Linked DNA regions of Mus musculus: region 1 is linked to region 2. The links are chromatin loops, found by intact Hi-C in ENCODE. Cell type or tissue: left cerebral cortex. All regions are shown on one strand. Links, peaks and the distances in the headings refer to the core of each region. The heading gives the core; the rest is flanking DNA.

Evidence for each region. Peaks named below come from ENCODE experiments on the same cell type or tissue, not always from the same donor. Only the 100,000 strongest peaks of a DNase experiment are listed, where the experiment ranks them.
Region 1: it touches region 2 in a loop (2.5-fold over the local background); 2 of 42 quality-filtered maps call a loop at or near these places.

What each region holds. Positions count from the first base shown.
Region 1 is chr6:72,040,403-72,049,826 of GRCm38, forward strand. 9130221F21Rik (RIKEN cDNA 9130221F21 gene) reads right to left here and starts at 2,126. Exons shown (of 3, transcript NR_046180.1): 1 at 1,959-2,126. In left cerebral cortex, for the core only: no CTCF peak of the experiment used is centred there; a DNase peak (open chromatin) is centred at 4,040.
Region 2 is chr6:71,978,717-71,988,140 of GRCm38, forward strand. Polr1a (polymerase (RNA) I polypeptide A) reads left to right here. Exons shown (of 34, transcript NM_009088.3): 34 at 1-644. Among named protein-coding and RNA genes, the nearest start is that of Gm26628, 20 kb to the left of the region's middle. In left cerebral cortex, for the core only: a CTCF peak has its summit at 3,607; DNase peaks (open chromatin) are centred at 1,577, 1,985, 2,903, 3,381 and 1 more place; H3K27ac peaks cover 4,234 bases.

The DNA of each region.
Region 1 (9,424 bases), core at 1,986-6,985, 63 kb after region 2:
TTGGGGGGGGCTCTTTTTGTATATTCCATTTAAAGCTGAACTGGTTTGAGTTCTCTAGGAAGTAGAGATTAAGGCAGAGTAAGAGATATGAGAGATTTGTTGCAGAAAAACACCTATGAACTAAAAGGAAAGAGAATAGAGTGAGGTAAGGAGAGACATCAGAGTACAGACAAGCTAAGATTCCAACAAGGGCTCAGAGCAGGACCGCACCTTAGATAAGGCCCACATTAGATAGACATAGGCAGGCCCTTGTGCCAATCCCTTCTTTTATCACTGACTTAGAAGACTATATCAAGGACATCTTGGTGACCATTGTCCCCCCACCCCTACCTTCTTTGAAACAGGGTCCTATACAGTCCAGCTGTACACTGAACTTTCTATGTAGCTGAGACTGGTCTTGAGCTACTGATCTTCTTGCCTGTGCCTTTTGAGCGCTGGGATGAACAGAGGATATCATCATACTTTTTGTCTTACTTATTGTTCTATTGCTGGGAAGGGGCACTTATGACCAAAGCAACTCTTACAAAAGAAAGCAGTTAAGTGGAAGCTTGCCTACAGCTTCAGAGGATTACTCCATTGTCCTTATGGCAGGAAGTGTGGTGGTGCATAGGCAGGCATGGTGCTAGAGAAGTAACTGAGAGCTTTACACCCTGGTCCATGGGCAGCAAGCAGAAGGAAGGAGGAATGGAGGGAGGGAGGGAGGGAGGGAGGGAGGGAGAGAGCGAGCCTGCCTGAGCCTGAGCCTGAGCCTGAGCCTGAGCCTGAGCCTGAGCCTGAGCCTGAGCCTGAGCCTGAGCCTGAGCCTGCGGTGGGCTTCACATTCTAATCCGTTCAAGCAGTTCATCACCTGATAACTAAGCATGTACATATATGAGCCTATGGAGGCCATTATCATTCAAACCACCACATCCTACTCCCTGGCCACCATAGGCTTGCAGCTGTCATCATAATGCAAAATGCATTTAGTCCAACTTCAAAAGTCTTTAATAGTCTAACATTCTTTAAAAGTCCAAAGTCTCTTAGACAGGAATTTTGATTGTGGGTTAGTAACCCTGTCCCTCCACGTGATGCCCTGTCTACCTACTGGAGGTGGATTCTTCCACTTATCTTTCCCCAGTGTTGGGCACTTTGGCTAAGGTTCACCCTCACTGAGTCCTGAGAGTGCCTCACCTCCCATGTCTCTGGTACTTTCTAGAGGGCATCCCCACCTCCCACTCCCCAAGGCTGCTTACTTCCATTCATTCCCTTTACCCTCTGGGCTTCTCTCCTGCCCCCCATATCTGACTCTATTCCCCCTTTCCCCTCACCCTGTCCCAGAATTGTTCCTGTCTAAAAGAACTACAGGAACAAAAATGGAGAAGAGACTGAAGGAAAGGAGGTCCAACTTGGGATCCATCTCATGAGGGGACACCAAGGCATGACACTACTGTTCTATGATATGCTTATAAATGGGAGCCTGGCATGGCTGTCCTCTGAGAGGTCCTGTCAGCAGCTGACTGAGACAAGAGCAGATACTTACACACCTAACATTGGACTGAAGTCAGGGATCCCTACGGTTCAATTAGGGGAAGAATAGCCCTGGCTGTTCTAGAACTCACTCTGTAGATCAGGCTGGCTTCAAGCTCACAGAGATCTACTTGAGTCTGCTCCACAAGTGCTGGGATTAAAGGTGTGAATTACTATTTCAGGTCATCAACTCAGTCTCTTAATTATAATTCCTTGTAAAAGCAAAGTCAAATGAGAAACTTCCAACAAACAATGGCACAGAATGAACATTCCTCCCAGTCTAAAGAGGAAGAAAGGAGGTGTAGTGAGGAAATATCAGATCAATGAAAAGACCAAAAATCAGCAGTGCACACTCAAAATTTTTGCATTTCCATGTCTTATGTCAAAGACCTCCAACTCCTTTTAGTTTTCTTAACTGAAGCACACTTCTCCTTCTTGGGCTGGTTCCATACCTGGTCTGCAACTCTCCTCAGTGGGTAATTCAGGGTTTTGGTATCTCCAACATCTTGGGGTCTCCAATCCAATCCAGGTTTTATCTTCACATCTTTGAGAGATGGCCTCTCCCCCAGGGACTCTGCATCGGTACCCCCAACCTATTCTCACTTTTGCAACTACACTGTAACCCCTACTGTCGCAGGATACTGATGCTCCTCCCAAGAGAATGTTTGATGGGGTTGTACCTTGGGACTTACTCCATGCGTTTATGGCCTGGTTAGTAAATACAATTGAGGGATTTTGTGTTCTAGTACGGTTTATTCCTAGAATGACTTATTACTCTGGGGAGGGTGTCATCAACCAGCTAGCACCTCCAAACAGTCTAGTTAAAAGGGTGGCCATTTCTGCTGTGTTACTAGGTCCTCTACATGACATAGAGCTGGCTGGAGCTGCTAATATAGGGGTCTCAGAAACATCTTATGGATTCAAGATGGCCCATTACTGAAAAGGGGGAATAATAAGGCTAGGCTGATTCCATGATTGGCTGCACACTGGCAGTTAAGCAGATTAGCTCTAAATCTCTGTTTCCAAGAACTGGGCAAGTCCAGGCCTCAGAAGCTGCCCTGCCACCTGGCCTGAGGCAAGGACAAATGGGTCAGCAACAGTTTCCAGACCTCCCGAACAAGTTTCCACCCCAGTAACGGAATGTCCATAGAGATGGACCCAACAGATTAACCTACCCCAGAATTTCCAAATACACTTTAAATCAGGCCTGCAAGCTCACTAGGTTGTCTCTCTGTTCTGGTAACAAGAGACCCCAGCTTGCTGCACTTCTGCATAATAAAACACTCTTTGCATTTACATTCTATTTGAGTCTGGGGTATCATTCTTCGGTGAATCATGGACCCTTTCAAGGACTTGCCTCCATCCCACTTCCTGGTGCCCTCTTTCTCCTTAAACTATACATTTTGTATTTTTCCTTGATTATTTTTCTCCTTTTCATTATAGATCTGCATAAGAGTAAACGCTAATAGTCAAACAACACAGTCAATACTAAGCTGTCTGGAAATCTCTGCCAAGGATTCTCTGTTAATCCATAACTCTTCACTTTAGCCTTAGGCAGACTTTTTTCTTCTTAAACAAGAGCAGAAAATAGCCATATTCTTCACAAAAATATCACAGGGAAGATCTCTAGGCCAAGTATTAATATTCTTACCTGAAACCCCTTGAGCCATTGCCCCCTGCTTAGGTCAAACCACCGTCAGCACCATTGTCTTCCATGTTCCTCCTAGTATGGCCCATTAAGCCCTGCTTAAAGCATTAAGCTGCTTTCCTGATCTAAAGTTCCCAGTCTACATTCCTGCAAACAAAAGCATGGTCAGGCCTATCACAGCAATACCCTATTCCCTGGTACCAACATCTGTCTTAGTTAGGGTTTCTATTGCTGTGAAGAAGCACCATGACCATGGCTTATCTTATAAAGAAAAACATTAGATTCTAGTCATAGAGTGAGGCTAGGGATGCTTCAAAGCACCCCACAGCACACAGGACAGCCACCATCATGTAATTACTTCACCGAAAATGTCAATGCTGCCCAAGTCAAGAAAACTCACTCACTAAAAATCTTCCCAGGAGACATGGGGTGTGGGTATGACTACACACTAATTTGATTATCTCTTATTTGGCCTACAGACAAAGTTTGTTTGCCAAAAATTAATGAATAAGAATGAACATTGCTCAGCACACTGAGGCGTGTCTTAGCTTAACACAGAAGGCCCTGGGATGCTTTGGTACGCATGCTTCTGCGTGTGAGATCGGGAAGACGCCACTCATTTGCCTGCTTTCTCCAGCCCTTTACTGACTTGGATCAAAGGCTGACCAAGTATTGAGAGCAAAGGCAGGCATGGTACAGTTTAAAATAAACATATTTTAATTCTGCATCCCATTTGAGTCTAGGTTTTCATCACTTGAACATATCATACAGGGACAGAGGGGCATGCTGACCTGAAAGCTCTAGAGACCCAAACACAGGGCTGATAGTCACTTCCCAGCACTGTGTTTCAGGCTGGGATCCTTTCCCAGGCCTGCAGGGTAGAGCCTATGTAGTCAGCCTTTGGCATCTCCTCAACAGGGCTTTTCTTGCCTTGAATGGATGAGTGAAAAACTGCTTACTTGACAGACAGAAAAAGGAAAAAGAAGATTAAAAATGTTTGAAAAGTCACCCTGTTGTTTGACTTGAAAAATCTCACAGAACTGTTCAGGAGTGGGAGCAGTGGCCGGAGAGGAGGTGGGTGCAGGGACACCCCGATTTATAAGGACAGTGTGCACGCTGCTGTGAATGGGCCCAAGGCCGTTTCCAAACCCAGTGGGAAAGCCACAGTTATAAACTGATACTTACTGGTGCACACCATAGTCACAGTTCCTGCCGTGGTGTTTTGCTTTCATCTGAAGATGCAACATTTATGTCATTTATACAGAGATATCAGCCACAAAGCGGGTGTGGGCCTATTTCATGAAATCCATAGCCAGGAGCTGGGGAGATGACTTCATTTGGCAAAGTGCTTGATGCACAATCCTGAGGACCTCAGCACACCCATGGTGTGCACCTATAATCTTGGCCGCAGAGAGGCAGAAACAGGTGGATTATAAGAATGCAGGCTAAGCAAATCACAATGAGAATTCTAGTAAGCATCATTTCTCCATGGCCCCTATATCAGCTCCTGCCTCGACACCAGGTTCTTGCCTTGAGTTCCTGCCCTGATTTCCTTCAGTGATGAACTGTAAGATAAAATAAACCCTTTCCTCTCCAAGTTAATGTGGGTCATAGAGCTTTTAGTCACCACTGTGGAAACCCTAAGACAGTACATGAATGGAATAAATATATGAGAGGGGAGAGAAATCTCTCGTCTGGAAGGACAAGTGAGTCACGCAGCCAACTGGCTGTGAGGAGACAGAGCTAAGTGTGCACCCCTTCAGTGTAGACTGCACAGTGAACTTCCATCCAAACAGCACAGTATACAAGAAAGAGGAAAACCTTAACCTCATACTGGAACCTTAGCCAAGCAATCAAACTTAATGACAAGTGATAAAGTGTGTCAATACTCGTGTGAGTGAAACAGCCTTTACCTCTATGGCCCTCCTCTCTAAGACCTATACCCCAGTTGAAGCCTGGGAAAAATAACAGCAAAATCAGCTGAGGAATAGACTGCAAAGGAGTGTCCCTCAAACTGTCGAGATCATGACAAATAAACAAGGGCAAGAGCCTAAAGAGAACTAGGGTGTAAATGTGACTCAAGTGTCCTGGATGGAGTTGTAGAGTGAAGGACGTTATATGCAGCTAAGGAAATCTGGGTAATGCGTACCTCTTAGTCATAAAGAATCAATATGGGTTTCTTCACTGGCACAAATGTTCTTTGTTAGGAAAGATGTAAAGAGCAGAAGAAAACTGGGTGTGGCTTTCTGTACTGTTTCTAAAAGGCTAAGGTTATAGCTCAGTGGTACAGTACTTGTCTAACACTTGTAAGGCTCTGGGTTCAATCCCCAGCCCTCCCAAAAAGAAAATTTCAGCTAAAATAAAACATACAAATTGTTACCTCCTTCCAGCCTAGCAAGGCTGGCTGTGACCATCTTCAAATTAAGCGGAGCCATCTGCTGTGCTGCTCCTTTGATGTGCCACTACCTGCCTGAGACCCAACCTGCCTGAGGCCAAACCAGTTCTCTTCCAAGAATCTTCCGGAGTTAACACCAAACTGCGATCTTCACGAGTTCCCACTAAAAGGCTGACCTATCTACTTCAAAAAACTTTACATGCCTAGAGATGGGCTTCCCCTCTTCTTTATAAAGCATGTTTGCTGACATTAAAATTGAACCATGATCAGAATGACTGTCTTGGTTTCATCTTTCTCTCACACCACCTAGCTCCCTCTTCTCTTCCAGATTCCAAAAGGCAGAGGCAGAGGCAGAGGCAGAGGCAGAGGCAGAGGCAGAGGCAGAGGCAGAGGCAGAGGCAGAGGCAGAGGCAGAGGCAGAGGCAGAGGCAGAGGCAGAGGCAGAGGCAGAGGCAGAGGCAGAGGCAGAGGCAGAGGCAGAGGCAGAGGCAGAGGCAGAGGCAGAGGCAGAGGCAGAGGCAGAGGCAGAGGCAGAGGCAGAGGCAGAGGCAGAGGCAGAGGCAGAGGCAGAGGCAGAGGCAGAGGCAGAGGCAGAGGCAGAGGCAGAGGCAGAGGCAGGTAGATCTCTGTGAGTTTAAGGCCAGCTTGGTCTACAGATTGAGTTACAAGACAGTCAAAAATTGGAATGTGCCTGTGCGCAAAAGCGCACACACCAAAGAGACCCCAAAACCCCAACTGTCTCAACCTGCCCCGCCCCCCAAAGGAGATGACATACAAGAGACCAATCCCAAGCATGTAAGCAAAAACAAAATAAAACAAAACCAAACCAACCAAACAACCAAAAGACTTGGTGACTCACTCAACCCTAGTTGCTGGCGTGGGGGCAGGGCAGATAACAGGATCTTGAGGCTCACTGATCAGCCAGTGTAGGCAGTCAGCAAGCTCCAAGTTTAGTGAAAGATGCTGTCAAAAAATAAAGTGGAATGTGATAGAGGAAGACACCTAATGTCAAGCTTTAGCCTTCACATGTGCACGAACATACACACATGATCATACACATATGGACAAACAAACCTGAACACACAACACCACAAACATATATGCCAAAAAAAAAAAAAAGAATAAAGGCCAGCTATGGTGACACACACCTTTAAACCCAGCACTAGGGAGGCTGAGACGGGGTGGCTCTCTGTGAGTTAAAGGCCAGCCTGGTCTACAAAGGGAGCTTTGGGGCAGCCAGGGCTACACAGAGAAACAGTGTTAAAGAAAAGGCAAGGGGAGGGGAGGGGAGGGGAGGGGAGGGGAGAGGGGAGGGGAGGGGAGGGGAGAGGGGAGGGGAGGGGAGGGGAGAGGGGAGGGGAGGGGAGGGGAGAGGGGAGGGGAGGGGAGGGGAGGGGAGGGGAGGGGAGGGGAGAGGAGAGGAGAGGAGAGGAGAGGAGAGGAGAGGAGAGGAGAGAAGAGAAGAGAAGAGAAGAGAAGAGAAGAGAAGAGAAGAGAAGAGAAGAGAAGAGAAGAGAAGTCTTAGAAGAGGTGGGTAGGAACTAGCTTTTTATCATGAAATCACTAGTTCAGGGCTAGTGAAATGTCTCAGAAGGTAAAAATGCTTACTTTGAAAGCCTTAGAACCTGAGTTTGATCCTGGAAGTCAGTGGAAGGAAAGAAGGAGCTCCTGAAAGCTGTCTTCTGACCTCCACATGTGCTGCACACAACTAGTGCTGTGTGCCCCCAACACTAACCAATAAGAAGAAATAAAAGCTACAAATGCAACCTGAAGTAATACAGAGAGCATAAAGACAACAGTAGCAATCATTCGAAATAATCCTCCTCTAATCCTTGACCATTCCTTCCGGACTGCCCCTACACAGAGCTGAACACGAAGTGGTTACAGATCCGATGCCCTGGAGAGCTCATCTCTTGCCTTTTTGCACATAACTGTACATCCGCAGGTCTTCCTACAACAGCATAGTGCTACACTATTACTTTACTGGTTATGATGATCTCTTGTAGTCAAATCTAAGTGTGTGTGTGTGTGTGTGTGTGTGTGTGTGTGTGTGTGTGTGCTGGCTAGTTTTACATCAACCTGACATGTCTAGAGTCATCTGAGAGGAGGAAACCCCAATTGAGACAATGCCTTCAGGAGATCAGGCTGCAGGCAAGCCCATAGGGCATTTTCTTAATTACTGATTCATGCGGGAGGCCCCAGCTCACTGTGGTGATGTCACATGGTGATAAACTGTAATATGGAAGTACAAGCCTAACAAACTCTTTCTTCTCCCAGTCACATCACCACAGTGGGTGCTATTCTTCCTGAACAAGCCAGGAGAAGCAAGGCAGTAAGCAGCACTCCCCCATGTTCTGTGCATCAGCTCCTGCTCCAGGTTCCTGCCATGTTGTTTGACATCCTGATCTAACTTCCTTTGTTGATAAACTGTAATATGGAAATACAAGCCTAACAAACTCTTTCTTTTCCCAGTTGCTTTTGGGCATGGTGTTTCATCACAGCATTAGAAACCCTGACAAAGACAGGAGGTGTGCCATTTAAAAGTGGGTCTTTTCTTTCTCTGAAGGATATTGTGTTAACACACATATACAAATATCTTTCTATGTTTGTTCATTATTCATACAAATTCCTGGATTGAGTACTAACTCTAGCTTGCTAGGTAGCCAATAACAACACTGCCACATTTTGTTGTTGTTGTTGTTATATGATCTGTGTGCACAGCCTGCTAACACTGAAGGCTCACCTCTGTCTTTGCCAAGAGCTGATTGGATGGAGTGTTGCTGGCTCATCACTTAAGCTTACCTTCTCATCCATACTGTGCCTGCTCTGCTTTCTTAAGTTTCTTTTCTTTTTTAGTTTGTACATTTTTAGTATAACATCTTTACTAATTTGGGGTGGATTTCCTACGCACGCATGCTGTAGTTAGTTTGGTCTTATTCCGTCCTTCACTTCCCCCTGCAACTCTTGCTGTTCTGCCATGTAACTAAGCCTTAGGTCTGACGACTAAGTCTCCACCACTAGAAAAAAGACTGGGGACAGTGAAATGCTCAGCAGGTAAAGCCACTTGCCACCAAACATGACAGCCGGAACTGCATCTCTGCGTCCCACCTGGTGGGGAGGGAGAACCAACTGAGACAAGTTGTCCTCCGCCTCTGCACATGTGCTCATACACATGCTGAGGCATACTTAGGCCCACACAGATACATAAATACAAATAAATAAACATAATAAGATTTTCATTAAAAAGAAAGAGATATTAGAAATCAGGATTTGTGATACTGGAAGTCAGTTTAAGAATACTTGCTGCACACAACCATCTGTAGCTCCAGTTCTCAGGGATCTCATGACTTCCTCTGACCTCCGTAGGCACCAGGCACACGTGTGGTGCACAGACATACATGCAGGCAAAACACACATACACACAAATAAAATAATAATAATAATACATTTTAATACTCCTTCCCTTTTTGAAAAAACTTTCTTTTTTTAACTTGATTTTTTTCTGTTGTAGGTGTTTTGCTTACAACTATGTCTGTGCACTGCATGCATGAAGTCCCTGTGGGGCCAGAGGTGATCAGGTCCCCTGGAACTAGAGTTACAGATGGTTGTGAGTAGCAATGTGGGTGCTGGAAAACTAGCCCAGGTCCTCCAAAAGTGCAGCAGTACCCTTAGCCTCTAAGACATTTCTCCAGTCCATTTCTTTCCCTTTCCAAGAATAAAGATCCAAGACAGGGACTGGCAAGATAGCTCAGTGGGTAAAGACCCTTGCTGCTTAACCTGGTTTGCTCCCAGGATGCCTGTGGTGGAAGGGAAAAACAGACTGCTACGGGCTTCTCTATGCCCTTCACATGTATACACAATCAAAACAAAACAGC
Region 2 (9,424 bases), core at 585-5,584:
GCTCGACTTTTGCTCCCAGAGGCCCCAGCCAGGATCCTAACAAGACCCAGGACTACACAGTGGGAAGATCACCGTGAGCCACATTTGCTGTTGGGAATCCCAGGTGCCACCGTTGCTGTGCGTATGCTAGTGGCTAAGGAAACATTCCCAGGGGTTCCTGAAGATCCAGAAAGGGCATGAAACCTGCTCCATGTGCCTGTCCCTCCCTGCTGCAGCTACCAAAGGAGAGTCCTCAAAGAGGCTCCACTCAGGGCTGCTTTCCTGGGCCTGAGTCAATGGCACAAGGCCCCCGCCACACTGCCATTGCTGTATGGCTGCATACACCAGACCAGAACACTCCCACAGCCAAGACATCTCTCTGGGACCGCAGCAGCTCCCTACCCCACAGCCTAAAGTTTCCTACTGGGGCTATTCAGCAAGGCCACGTAGCTTGACCTTCCTGCCTCTACACTCAGCTGGATGTCAGAGCCCCTAGTCACCCCCAGGCCCTGTACTGTTGGGGTCTTTGAGCCATGCAGTCAGGTTCCCTGGCTGGACAGAAAAGACAGAGGCTTTATGAAGCCAGACCGTTTCTATTTTTGTCCACTGTTATTCCAGCGTGGGCTGAGTAATAAACATGGCTGGAACTGGCTGTTAGAAGATAATCAAGACTTAAGTTTTTAATCTTTCCCTTCATTTATGGTTTCTGCATCTGGTAATTAGTATTTTCTTGGCACAGATTTCAGGCTCCTCTTCCTACTTTTATCTGGCATTGTAAGGGCAGACTGTGCCCCCTGCCCCCAACTCCCAGTCTTCACCTCTGAATCCTACCCATGGCCAGAAGCACAGAACTGTGGAAGGCTGTGGGGAGAATTTGTGTTACCTTAGTCGGGTAAGAAGACTGCGGTGACTTCAGAAATGGGCTGGCCTAAAGGTTACCATGCCAGAAGAGATTCTGCAGTCTCCTTCAGGCTCATGATGGAACCTATCCTGTGTATACCCAAGAAAGCCAGCACCTCAAAACAGACTGCAGGACATGGCATAGAAGACTGTCACAGCCTCTAAGGGAAGCAGACAGAAGGGGTCCCAGAAAACCCTGCCCTGAGGACGCAGCCTGCAGGATAGATAGGGCATTCATTCTTTGGGTGAAAAGGCAGGGTGACTACTTACTCACTTTCTTCTTACACTAGAGTGGAGAGGGGATTCTTGTAGGAAATATCAAGGTAGTCTGGAAGCTGTGGCGTCCAGAGCCTAGGTGGGTGTGTGACTTCCTGCAGTCAATCTTACCTGGAACTGAAGAGCATAGAGCTAAAGGAGCAAACCCTGAATGTAAACATTAATGTGACCACACTTATGCCAGACCTCTGACCTGTACTGGAGCCTGGAGTGGTGGCATCCTTCCTCCACCCACCCACCCAGCTGTTTCACATTTAGCTTGGGTCTACTGTGCCTGTTTTGAAATAGCTTCAAAGAAAGAACATTTGCAGTCCTGAGAATATTCCCCAGCCTACTGCCGTAACATGACAGGGAGACCAACCTCAAAGGATTCTGAACAGAGAAACACCAAAGCAAGTGAGTAATCCTGTAAAAATAGCCCAGCAAAAAGGAAGTGAGCAGGCTCGAGATCAGAAACAATAAGTATGCTCTCTCCTACTTACCTCCCTGGGGTGGAGTCGTAAACCACCACCACCCCTTCAGCACTAAAGATTGAGCCCGGGGCTGCATGTGCGAGATGAGTGTTCTGCTCTACCCTCCCCAGCACCTGCGGAACATTTTAGAAAGCTGATTATAGAACCGCACTCCAGGATTGAGATAAGAGTGGCCTTGGGTACACCCCGGATATGAAATGAGCTTCAGAAAAGAGTATACAGCAAGAGTCAAACCACAAGCTTAGTTCACCCGCAGTACTGTGACTTAAAGCTAACTTCACTTGAGTGTGAGGTGATGTGGGAAGTAAGTCACTGGCCCTCAGTCCTCCAGTGAGCTCTAAATAGCTAATGTCTGCAGGGACTCTAGAGATTGCTCAAAGGAAGCTGCAGTGATCTAACACACATGAGGCCTGGCAGAAGATAGGTGCCAGGAAGCTCCTGAGTCAGCACATTATGGAAGCTGCCTGTGCACCTTTCAGAGTTCCTCCCAGGAGGATAGCAACAGGACCAAAGGGAGGGGATGCTTGGCCAGCCAGTAGAAGTTTCCATCAAAACAGTGATGCTTTGACTTGGAGACATGCGCCTGTAGTTCCAGCACTTGGGAGGCTGAGGCAGGAGGACCTCAAGTTTAACAACCTCCTGGTCTCCATAATGAAATCAAGACCATCTTGACAAAGAAAGAACCCAGGGCTGGGGGTCCAGCTCTGGGAGAGTCTCTTTCCAAGGGCCTGGGCCCAGCCCCAGTACAGCAAATTAAAAAGACCCAGATGTCCAGAGACACTCATCCTTCTGGTTCTCCAGGTGCCTCTGTCCTGTGAGTGCCAGGGAGGCTGAGTGCAGGTCTGAGGTGTCACTGAAGGCTCTGCGGTGTTCTGTATGAATCAGTGGTATTTGCTGCCACTTCCCTGTACCCAAATCTCACACAAAGTGCCCACTCCCAGTTTCCTCCCATCCTGCATCCATCCCACTCCAATCTCCACTTGTGCGAACCATACAGACCCTATTCTCATGGAGCTAGCAATGCAGCATTCCAAACATCTCACCAGGCAATTCTGCCTTATTTCTAGCCAAAGGTTATGGTACCCAGAGGGCATGTGAACACACACCATATACTTATCCAGGTAGGACCAAACTGCTGGTTTCATGGGGAGGAAAGAGAATAGCTGAGTGCATGCTCAGAGGCCAGAAGAGGAAGCTGGGAAAAAATCATGACTCAGTCACTGCTTCCCCACCGCAGTTTGCGCTCCTCCACACCTCCCACTTCCTGGCTTCATCGTGAACATACAGATGCCTCATCCTGGCCCAGCCACATGTGCCTCTATATTTCTAGCAAGTTTGAGTATCTATATGAGGAAGACCTGCTGGCCCTGCCTGGTGCTGCTTTCTAGATCAGCTGTCCACTGTGCTGTTGTCACAGGAGCCTCAGCCAGTTTGGGGCTGAGGTATATATGTGAGGGTCTCAGACACCACTGGTCTCACTGGGTTACACTGAACGGCCCTTACTCAGGACTCTGTTTGTTTCACAAGGTGGATGGGTATGATGTACCTATTTGTGTGTTGGTACATGCACACTTGTGTGTGGAGGCCAGACGTCAATGCTGAGGGTCAATGCTCAGTTACTTTCCATCTAGATTCTGAGACAGTGTCTCCCTGAGCCCAGCGTTCAACATTGGTTACTTTTACATGAATGCTTGATAACTTGGGTCCATATGTTTGCTGTGACTTTAATGGCTGAGCCATCTCCCCAGCCCCTGACATTACAGTGAGTAGAGCCAGCCAATCCTCAAGGACAGCAGGCAAGACAGCTGGCGCTGAGGACAGAATCAAGTTCTCTCATCTCACAAATGTAACACTGAGGGAGTTGCTTGGCCCTTCTGTATTTTATGTATAAAATGGTAATTAGTAAGTGTTCCTAAAGTCTACTTTAGCCATATCAGCACAACTATAGGTGCTCACCTATATTACCTGTACACTGAGTGGTCCTCCACTAGGGGCATATTGTACTCCTTCCCATGCACACTTGGAACTTTTGTCAATGTCTAAAGATATTTTTGTCACAACTGTAAAGAGATGCTACTGGCATCTGGAGGGTACAAGTCCAATGCTGCTGTAATTAAAGTATAGTCTTAACAACAAAGGATCATCTGGATGCAAATGTACAAGACTGAAAACCTTACCACACAATCACCCATGGGGTGGATATTGTAGGCTTTGATTTCTCAAAACCTACTTTTAATAAGGGTTTGTAAACACTTTAACCTCCCTTCTAGGCCACCACCCACCAGAGGTAGTGGAAAGGAAAGGTTAATAGGGCAAAGGAGGATATGGACCTGCTTAGAAATAGTTCTTTGGAGCAAATCCAATCTGCAGTGTCAGGATATCAGCCTCTCAGTTCATACGAATCAGCATTGATCCACTCGAAAACACCATTCACAAATCAGAAGAAACCCGGGAGGCTCTGCCAAACTGTCCGAATTCACAGAAGCATCAAGAAGCCACCAGAACACCACTGGAAGTTTACTGGTGTGTTTCTGACATGACAAACAACTAGCAAAGAATGGTAAGGCATACTAATACCATCCAGCATCGTCCACTGTCTATTGGGTCATACTTATATCCTTCCCAAACATCGCATGTTCTCTCAAGCATCCACTCTAGCAAAACATCACATGCCCCTTTTTCTGGCTGCTTCCAGAAAAACACCACATGTCTGTTCTTAGTAAAACATCCTCCCCTGTGTCTGCTTCAGGAAAAAACATCCTCTCATAAGACTGTTTCCAGGGAAAAAAAATCACATGACACAACTGAGTCTCGAAAGAAACCAGAAATTTCACTTCAGGCTGTGCGTGCTTTTGTGAGATGAATCCCTTCCCCCATTGACCTCTCCATATATCAAATGGGTTCCCTAAAAATAGAATGCTTCTAAAGAGTGGCTCATTCCTTTTCTGGCTGGCCAGTGAGCACCAGGGCTTTGCCTGTGTCAGCCTCCCCAGTGCTGGATTTACAGGAACACACCACCACACTGAGGCTTTTTATCTGATTCCTGAGAGTCCTCCAGAGTACATGGCAAACACTTTACCAACAGAGCCGTCCCCCCAACCCCTGCTTCACTGCCTTTTGTTTTTATTGGTGTGTTTCTGTTTGTCTATTTTAATGAATTATTTGTGGGCTGGAGAAATGGCCCAGCAGTCAAGAGCATTGTCAGCTCTTCCAGAGATCTTGAATTCAATACCCAGCAATCATATGGTGGCTCACAACCATCTATTCTGGAATCTGATGCCACCTTCTGACATGCAGGTGTACATTTAGATCATAAATGGTCTTAGTAATGAGATACAGGGTCTGAAAAAAATCATTAAGAAAAATACAGGGAAATTCTAGGAGTTGGTAGATTACAAATTACAGTTGAATCATTAGGGCCTGTACTGGCTAGTTTTGTGTCAACTTGACACAGAGTTACCACAGAGAAAGGAGCTTCAGTTGAGGAAATGCCTCCATGAGATCCAGCTGTAAGACATCTTCTCAATTAGTGATCAAGAGGGAAAGGCCCCTTGTGGGTGGGACCATCTCTGGGCTGGTAGTCTTGAGTTTTATAAGAGAGCAAGCTGAGCAAGACAGGAGAGGCAAGCCAGTAACATCCCTCCATGACCTCTGCATCAGCTCCTGCTCCCTGACCTGCTTGAGTTCCAGTTCTGACTTCCTTTGGTGATGAACAGCAGCATGGAAGTGTAAGCCGAATAAACCCTTTCCTCCCCAACTTGCTTCTTGGTCATGATGTTTGTGCAGGAATAGAAACCCTGACTAAGACAGGGCCCCATGCTACTCTCTGTGCATGTTCAGCCTTACACACAGGAAATGAGGGACACCCACCCACACACACACACACACTGTTATGGGCAGGAGAAGGATTTTGATTAATTGATGATGCGCTTTGGTGCCTTCTTGAAGGCAGGACAGATGGTTCTGGTAGGCAGAATTCTGATGTTCTCTTACCTTTTACAGGAGTTTACAGTTGTGATAAAGAGGGATCATGTTGAAACAAGGATTCATGACAGACATGGAGAACACCTTGGCTCAGCGTCTGGCTTCCTGCTATTACAGAAAGATAAAAAGATGCACTGCCCTTGCCTAAATGTTGGCATGCTACTGAAAAGGCTGCATGGTATTTGAAAAAGTCAAAGGAAAGGATATTGGCTTTATGATTAGGTCGAAGAGCCTGTCTAATAGGAAAGGAAAATAAAGGAGGAAAGGGAAAACTTGAACAAAGGACTGAGAGGTTGGACTTCTCATAGAGAAACTAGGTGTCTATCATGACAGATTGATAAAATAATACAGGAAAAGCTTGAAATAACACGTACCAGGAAATAGCTTCTTGACAACTAACTCTGGACCAAACTCATAAACAGCTGTGCTGTCTAGTACTTCTATAACTGCAAAGCTTCATGACACCAATCTTGAGTTAAAAGAAAACTGATTTTATCATACTATTAACTTTCTGTTCTCTTGAAACTTGATGTTTGCTTGCTTTGTTTAATATGCTTATGTAATTAAGGAAGACTTTTAGAAAAAAATGTATATTAAAAAGTTTTGTAATCAGAGGGTGGCGAGATGGCTCCATACGGTAACTCATAACTGTTAACATTCCTTCTAGGCTCTACCCCACAGTTACCTGGCAAGAGCCAGGTATGCCTGGCTTACTATAAAAGGGACTATTTGTCCCTTCCTCCATCTACTCTCTTTTTCTCTCTGACTCCTTTCTCTCTCTGAACCCTTAATCCCTCTCTACCCTTCCTCCTCTCCCACCCCTCTCTCTACTCTCTTCCCAACTCCCCTTTCCATGCCCTAAATAAACTATTCCATACTACATCTGTCTCACGGCTGTTACCTCAGGGGGAAGGGATAACTTGGCATGGGCTCACTGAGGCACCCCTCCCACCTCACCATACCACACCTCAATCAAACATATCCTGGCTTTTTTAATAAAACAATAACCATCTCACCAGGCAGTGGTGGTGCACGCCTTTAGTCCCAGCACTTGGGAGGCAGAGGCAGGCAGATTTCTGAGTTCAAAGCCAGCCTGGTCTACAGAGTGAGTTCCAGGACAGCCAGGGCTATACAGAAAAACCCTGTCTTGAAAAATCAAACTAAACCAAACCAAAACAATAACCATCTCTAATAAAATCTGTTGTCCTCTTCTGGTGTGCACTTATATATAAATAATTTTTTAAAATTTTTTTAAGTTTTGTAATCAACGATTAACATCTATGGGTGCTGTGTGTGTGTGTGTGAGAGAGAGAGAGAGAGAGAGAGAGAGGGTGGGAGAGAGAGAGAGAGAGAGAGAGAGAGGTGGGAGAAAAGGAAAAAGAGATGATGTGGCCACTTCATGGCTCTCTGTTTCCTCATGTACGGAGAGGTGAGTGAGAAGGTTCAGGCTCCCAATGACCCAGACTGGTTCCCTCCTCACCGTGATGGATCTTTTTTCTTATAGAACCCGGGACCAGCCCAGGAGTGACCCCACTAACAATAGGCTGGACCCTCCCGTATGAGTCACTAATTAAGAAACGGGTTTGCCTACAGCACTATCTTAGGGAAGCACTTTCTCAATGCCTTTCCCACGATGGGCACTACTATTCATACTGTGAGCCAGAATAAACTCCTAGCCTAAGTTGCTCCCTGTCAGATACTTAGTCATAGCTCTTCTAATGGTAATGAATATAGGCTTGTTTGGGCTTACCATTTCAGCCTGTGGCCTTGCCACCATTGATCCTCGTCTACAGTAAGTCAGACTATCCCAGTGCTGGCCATATGAAGATGAGAAGGCGGCTCACGTTGCAGTGGACAGGAAGCAGAGAGGAAAGCACCCAGATCCAGTTATAACTTTCAAAGGTATACACCTAAGGACCTCTTTCCTCTAGCTAAAGCCCCTGGAAATAGCATCACTAGCTAAAGACCAGGTACTCAACATTTGAGCCTGTGGGGAACATGACCTGTTCAAACCGTAAAAATAGAGATGTACAATGAATTACCAAAAATTAATTGCTCTGTGTTTATTGTAACAGTCAATTGCACACTATTCAGCTTTACTGTATTGGAATACAAGGCCATTGTTATGTAAGAGTTTGGTTGCTACAGTCAAAGAAATTGCAACTGAGGATTGAATGATTAAAAGTAATGATTAATTGCCAATTAAGAAAATGCTCTACAGACTTGTGTATGGCCCAATCTTCTGTATGCATTTTCTCAATACTTTTAATTCTCATTCTCTCTCTCTCTCTCTCTCTCTCTCTCTCTCTCTCTCTCTCTCTCTCTCTCTGTGTGTGTGTGTGTGTGTGTGTGTGTGCGCGTGTGCGTGTCGTGTCTTTGTCTTAGGGTTTCTGTTGCTGTGATGAAACTTCATGGCTAAAGAATCTTGTAGGGCTGGAGAGATGGCTCAGCAGTTAAGAGCACTAACTGTTCTTCCAAAGGTCCTGAGTTCAAATTCCAGCAACCACATGGTGGCTCACAACCATCCATAACGAGATCTGACACCCTCTTCTGGAGTGTCTGAAGACAGGTAGGTACAGTGTACTTACATATAATAAATAAAATGCCAGGCAGTGGTGGTGCATGCCTTTAATTCCAGCACTTGGGAGGCAGAGGCAGGCAGATTTCTGAGTTCAAGGCCAGCCTGGTCTACAGAGTGAGTTTCAGGACAACCAGGGCTACACAGAGAAACCCTGTCTTGAACCCACCCAACACCCACCCCCCCAAAAAGAGAATCTTGTAGAGGAAGGGTTTATTTGACTTACACTTCCATATCACAGTTCTTATTGAAGGAAACCAGGAAAGGAACTCAAACACACAGGGACCTGAAGGCAGGAGCTGATGCAGAGGCCATGGAAGGGCACTGCTTACTGGCTTGCTTTTCATAGCTTGTTCAACCTGCTTTCTTATAGAACCCAGGACCAGCAGTCCAGGGGTGGGCCCGCCCACAATGGGCTGGGCTCACCCTCATTAATTACTAATTAAGAAAATGCCCTACAGCCTTGTCTACAGCCCAGTCTTATGTAGGCATTTTCTCAATTGAGCTTTCTCCTGGCAGACAACTTTAGCTTAGATGGAGTTGACATAAAAATTTGTGTATGACTCTGTGTGTGTGACCAAAAATGGTCGAAAGCAACTGATGATTGATGTTACCCTGAAAAGCAGTAGATTTCTTGAGCTTTCTACACAGGCAAAAACCAACCAATGAAACAAACAAACAAAGCAGGTCAGAACTCTACATCTGAAAATGGGGCACTATTATCGGCTCAGCATTCACTAGGAATTCAGACTCTGGCTGAAACTTTGATGCAAGGCATCCCAGGGGACAACTTGTGACTCCAGGCTTGTCTGTGGAAATTGAGGTGTCAGATGACTGCATGTGAAGAAACCAGAGAGCAAAGCTAGATAACGGAGAGGCCTGGCAGGAGGCTGCACTGCCTGAGGCACAGGTCTCCTCTCTGCTCCTCTGGGATGAGGTTGGCCAGACAACAGCTCATAGAGGACCTACAGTGACCTGTAGCGCCACCCCGTATGAAGAGCACAGATGCTCCACTGTCCTCTACCAGTTCCTCCTCCTTGACCTCTGTGGAGGGGAGGAAGGAAAGGAGTCAACACAAGGAGTCACCTCCACTCAGCATCAGAGGGGCATGGCTCGCCTAGGAGGTAGGACTGGAGTTGAAGATAATGTAAGAAGTGATTTGAAGTCCGCTTGGATATGGGGCCTAGGCCAAGCCTTAATGAGTTTGACAGAGCACTCTTGTCCAGAAACACAC